Regions from separate parts of the Homo sapiens genome. Here region 2 is linked to region 1. A link is an interaction called in ENCODE POLR2A ChIA-PET data of the cell type or tissue named here. Cell type or tissue: Panc1. All regions are shown on one strand. Links, peaks and the distances in the headings refer to the core of each region. The heading gives the core; the rest is flanking DNA.

Region 1 (2,921 bases), core at 117-2,616:
TTCCTTAAAGTGTTGTATGCCATATTTTTGTTTAAATAAAGTATCTATTTTAGAATGATTTTACTGCCTTAGCATAATCAGAGACTACTTAGGATATTACAGAATCAGAAATGTATCACTGGGTTGGAGTCATGATAGTTCCATTTGGTAAATTTCAGTTATAAGAAATTCTGTCAAAGTATTTGTCTATCCTTTCATAATGCAGCATTTATTCCGATCTGGCATTTAGGATGTAATTATTAAGGTAATGAAAATGCCTTATATCTTTTCAATGAAGGTTGCCACAGTTACCAGACTATTCTTTCACTCTTTCTGATATGCAAATGTATTTGTAGACCATGAGAAATGAAAGTATACATAGGAGGGTTGTAGTATAATTGCTCCCCTGTGAAGAACATTGTTAACAGCTCCCTGCCAGTTTTGAAGGTCATTTCCTCGTAAATGCAGATCTGGTCTACTCATCTGTTTTTCATTCATCTGTTTCATTTATGGAGATACATATATATATATATATATAATATATATATATATATATATATATATATATTTACCACATTTATCAGCTTACTTTGTTATTTGGAGAAAATAGGGAAAATTAAAAAATGAAAAGATAACTAATATCTTTGAACTCAGTATACTGAAGGAGTCATTTACGTGCTTAGGCATGTAATATCCTAAGGAATTTTTATGTTTTTAAGAAACGGGATCTTGCTATGTTGCCTAGGCTGGACTTGAATTCCTGGGCTGAAGTGATTCTCTCGCCTCAGCCTCCCAAGTAGTTGGGACTACAGAAGTGCACCACCATGCCCTGCTTATAAGGAATAGATTATTTTATTATTATTATTATTATTTTTGAGGTGGAGTCTCGCTCTGTTGCCCAGGCTGAAGTGCAATGGCGCAATCTAAGCTCACTGCAACCTCTGCCTCCTGGGTTCAAGCGATTCTCCTGCCTCAACCTCCCGAGTAGCTGGTATTACAGGCACCCACCACCATGCCTGGCCAATTTTTGTATTTTTAGTAGAGACGAGGTTTCACCATGTTGGCCAGGATGGTCTCTATCTCTTGACCTCGTGATCCACCCGCCTCGCCTCCCAAAGTGCTGGGATTACAGGCATGAGCCACTGCACCCGGCCAGGAATAGATTTTGAACTATCTTTCAGCTTATAATAGTTTATAAATTATGAGAATATATATTGCAACATTTCTAATAGAAATATGTGTTGAAAAAATACCTATTTTCAAGTCAGAAATGTTAATCAGTTTTTTGTGATTACTGAAAGGTGAGCTACTCTAGAAATGAATTTGATTTTACTGAGAGACATATTAAAATAATGGATTAAGCAGCCAGGTTAAATTGTGCAGTTAAATAAGATACTACCATAAATAGAATGTGTGTGCAGGGGCATTTCCATAGTATAACCAATATTTGGATTTGATTGTGGCTCAACCACTTAGTAGCTGTGGTAGCTAGGGTGAGAGAGGGAGGGAGAGAACAAATGTATTGAGCCCTGTGCTTGCCAGGCACTCTAGAGTTTATAATAGATTAAGAGAAAGCTATAAATCATAAACCCTAAGAATTATCACATCTAGTTCGATGCCTTACATAGTTTTAATTCAATAAATATTTGTTCTAATTTGTTTGTGCTACATGATTGCTATGTTAACTTCACTTCAAATTTTCTTATTCCTGAAAACAATAAACAGTTCTAACACCTGTATAACTCTTTATAGTTTTAATCCATTCCATTACAAACCGTTTTGCTGTGTGACCCCTCTCCCGGGTGAGAAGTACAGTATGTTAGTGTGGTATTTATGAGGTCTTTGAGGTATTTATGAAGTCAATTTCTGCAATTATCCTTTGTTGAATTAGTGGAGTGCCAGTTGGTATAGCTCCTATGACTTTTTGGTTTGTCTCTTAGGATTTCAAAACTTTCAGGTCCCCCTGCCTCCATCTCTGCAAGTTTAGAGGGCTTAGATCAAATGAATACTGTGTGATGCAGTACTTCATGGAGTGTTAGAGTTCTGCCAGAATTAGGATTTTGGATGTAGGGATCACCATAGCTACAGAAGTTTCCTTCACACTTTTCCCCTTAGTACCCCATAAAAGAGGAGACAGACCTCCTCACAGCCTCATTTTCTCACCTCTTGCTCCAAGAGGAAGTGGACCATGCTTCCCATCCTGTTTCTAGTTATATCTATTTTAAGTTGAATTCACCTTTGATAGCCTCATCTATAACATCCTGTCTGACTCTGCGAGTTGCTCGTCTCTCAAATGTGTCTAGTTAAGGCTTGTACTAAAGAAGTGAATATCATGGAGGATTGGCAGCAACCTTATAGCTTCTGTTTCTCACTTCTGTAGTGCCCAGGAAGGACAGTGCTGCTTTCCTGGAGGCCAGGTGATGGTTGTTGCCCCTGTTTTCTGGTCTTGACTTTTTGGGGCTTAGGCCAACCACCTCAGTGGTTTTCTTATGCAGCTGGGAAATTTGAAGGGTACTAAAGCATCTCCATTCCCATGTTGCAGGGAGAATGGTGTTTCCCCTAAGACAGCAAATCGCCAATTCATATGTCTATCCTAGCAAATGAAGCAGGTCTTCCATTCCTTTTTAAGACCCTAGACCCTGGTGACCAATAAAACTCTTTGGACTTTTGGCTAGACATGGTGGCTCATGCCTGTAATCCTGGCAATTTGGTAGGCTGAGGTGGGAGGATCACTTGAGATCAGGAGTTTGAGACCAGCCTGGTCAACATGGTAAAACCCCCGTCTCTACTAAAAATACAAAAATTAGCCAGGTGTGTGCTGTTACATGCCTGTAATCCCAGCTGCTCGGGAGGCTGAGGCAGGAGAATTGCTTGAACCCGGGAGGTGGAGCTTGCAGTGAGCCGAGATAGCACCATTGCACTCCAGCCTGGGTGGCAGAGCA
Region 2 (2,921 bases), core at 317-2,816, 340 kb after region 1:
CCCAGCAACTATTTCCCCATTCCTCATTGAAAAGAGGAAAAATCGGAATACCCAATGTGCTTCTCTCTACTTTTGATAATATAGAAAATTCTCAGGATTTGGTCAATTTACCAGTATAGATTCTGCACACGGGGCAGGGCAGAAGCTAAATTATGCTGTCTCCTAGCTCTGCTACAGATTTGTTTCTCTCCTTGGTAGCTAGTTTTTGAAGTATACTACATTAGGTTCTGCTTCTTTCTTATTGCAGTAAGTGAATTTTTTTTCTTTTTTTGAGATAGGGTCTCACTCTGTCAATCCAGCCTGGAGTACAGTGACACAATCATGGCTCACTGCAGCCTCAACCGCCTTGAGCTCAGGTGATATTCCCAGCTCAACTTCCTGAGTAGCTGGGACTAATGGCACACACCACTACATCCAGTTTTTTTTTTGTTTGTTTGTTTTTTTTAAGAGACAGGCATCTCACTATGTCACCTAGGCAGGTCTCAAATTAGTGGGCTTAAGCCATCCTCCTGCCTTGACTTCCCAAAGCCCTGGAATTACAAGCATGAGCCACTGCACCCAGCCAGCATGAGGGATCTTATAGGGATGATGAAAATGTTCTAAAACCAGACTATGATAATTAAACAACTAAGTAAACTTATTAAAAACCACTGAGGCCAGGTGCAGTGGCTCACGCCTGTAATCGCAGCTCTGGGAGGCCGAAGCAGGTGAAAATCACTTGAGGTCAGGAGTTCCAGATCAGCCTGGCCAACATGGAGAAGCCTCATCTCTACAAAAAATACAAAAATTAGGCTGGGCACGGTGACTCATTCGTGTAAACCCAGCACTTTGGGAGGCCGAGGCGGGTGGATTACAAGGTCAGGAGTTCAAGACCAGCCTGGCCAAGATGGTGAAACCCCATCTCTACTAAAAAAACAAAAAAATTAGCCAGGTGTGGTAGCGGACGCCTGTAATCCCAGCCACTTGGGAGGCTGAGGCAGAGAACTGCTTGAACCCAGGAGGCGGAGGCTGCAGTGAGCAGAGATCACGCCACTGCATGCCAGCCTGGGCAACAGAGCAAGACTCGTCTCAAAAAAAAAAAAATTAGCCAGGTGTGGCAGCGAGCGCCTATAATCCCAGCTACTCAGGAGGCTGAGGCACGAGAATCACCTGAACCCAGGAGGCAGAGATTGCAGTGAGCCAGGATCACACCACAGCACTCCAGCCTGGGTGACAGAGCAAGATTCCCATCTCAAAAAAAAAGAAAAAAAAGCATTGAATTTTACATTTTTTAAATAGGATTTTATGATAGGTAAATTATTACCTCAATGAAGCCATTTTTTAAAAAAACTGGGGAAATTGTGAGCACAGGATAGACAAGGTAATATTGCTTTTAGACTTGTTAAATCTGTTAATGAGATTGCCAAATGTCCTGGAAAATTAGGTTGATGGAGATACTGGACTACAGAGACCTAGTAATACAGATTTTTTTTTTTTTTTTTTTTTTTTGAGGTGGTGTTTTGCTCTTGTTTCCCAGGCTGGAGTGCAATGGCGCCATCTCGGCTCACTGCAACCTCCGTCTCCTGTGTTCAAGCAAATCTCCTGCCTCAGCCTCCCAAGTAGCTGGGATTACAGGCATGTGCCACCATGCCCGGCTAATTTTGTATCTTTAGTAGAGATGGGATTTCATCATGTTGTTCAGGCTGGTCTTGAACTCCAGACCTCAGGTGATCCGCCAAACCTTGGCATCCCAAAGTGCTGGGATCACAGGTGTGAGCCACCGCGTCCGGCTGTAATACAGATTTTTGGAGTCATCATGAAAGATATGAAAAAAGGATTTTTATGTATGTCTTAAATCTATACAGATCAACTCATCCAAAAAAAAACCTTCATTTAATCATGCTAATTTTCAATTTTTCCTTTGCAAAATTCTTCAAAAAGTAGTCTCAGATGGGTGTGGTGGCTCACACCTGTAATCCCAGCACTTTGGGAGGCTGAAGCAGGTGGAGTGCTTGAGCTCAGGAGTTTGAGATGAGCCTAGGCAACATAGTGAGACCCATCTCTACAAAAAGTTAAAAAATTAGCCAGGTGTGGTGGCACATGACCGTAGTCCCAGCTACGCAGGAAGCTGAGGTGGAGAATTGCTTGACCGTGGGAAGTTGAGGCTGCAGTGAGCTATGATCATGCCACTGCACTCCAGCCTGGGCAACAGAGTGGGACCGTATCTCAGGGGCGGGAAAAAAAAAAAAAAGTCTCTATCCAATGCTTCTCCAGTTCTTTCATTACCCCCATACTTCCTTAATCTCCTAAAGCCTTTGTTCCTTACTTACCTCATTGTCAAAGCTATTCTCTCAACTCACTACATGGTACCCTATTTTCAAAATCAATGGCCTTTTCTCCATTCTTTTAACTTCTCTGCAAAAGGCTCTGTCAACCTCCCATCCTTGAAACTCATCTCTTGGCTTCCAAAACATACTATTCTGATCTTCTTCCCACTTTTTTGCTTCAGTTTTCTTTGCTAAATCCTATCACCTCCTATCCCCACTCACATCTTATCAAAATAAGGGAGAATCTATGATCCCAAAATAAGAACTTGGTTTCTGTCTTCAAACTTGCAAATTTTGTTTATAAACCCCAACCAACTTCAAGTCACCACTATTTCTTCACCTTCATTAATTGTCCTTATGGCATTTTTCATGTCTTTGGTCTTCTTCCCCAATAAGAAAATAAATTCAGAGAACATTAACTTGACTTTTCTCAATTTTGTAATAACAGACAGTATTTCATGCAGAATTATATGCACAATGAATGGAATTCAGTATCTATTTCTGACTCATCAAAGATAACTAAAATCATTCCAAAGCAGGTCCCTGGGAAGATATTTTGATACAGCTTAGAAACTGTTTCTTAGTCCATTTGGGATGCTAAAACAACATACCATA

Evidence for each region. ChIA-PET counts read pairs that join two places held together with the same protein. Peaks named below come from ENCODE experiments on the same cell type or tissue, not always from the same donor. Only the 100,000 strongest peaks of a DNase experiment are listed, where the experiment ranks them.
Region 2: POLR2A ChIA-PET joins it to region 1 with 5 read pairs; 3 of 35 experiments call an interaction of 5 or more read pairs at or near these places.

Annotation. Positions count from the first base shown.
Region 1 is chr15:44,189,519-44,192,439 of GRCh38, reverse strand. The region is part of intron 1 of FRMD5 (FERM domain containing 5); the gene reads left to right. Among named protein-coding and RNA genes, the nearest start is that of FRMD5, 4.3 kb to the left of the region's middle. In Panc1, for the core only: no CTCF peak of the experiment used is centred there; no DNase peak of the experiment used is centred there; H3K4me3 peaks cover 346 bases; H3K27ac peaks cover 1,249 bases.
Region 2 is chr15:43,845,590-43,848,510 of GRCh38, reverse strand. All of the region lies in intron 8 of WDR76 (WD repeat domain 76), which reads right to left. Among named protein-coding and RNA genes, the nearest start is that of WDR76, 20 kb to the right of the region's middle. In Panc1, for the core only: no CTCF peak of the experiment used is centred there; no DNase peak of the experiment used is centred there.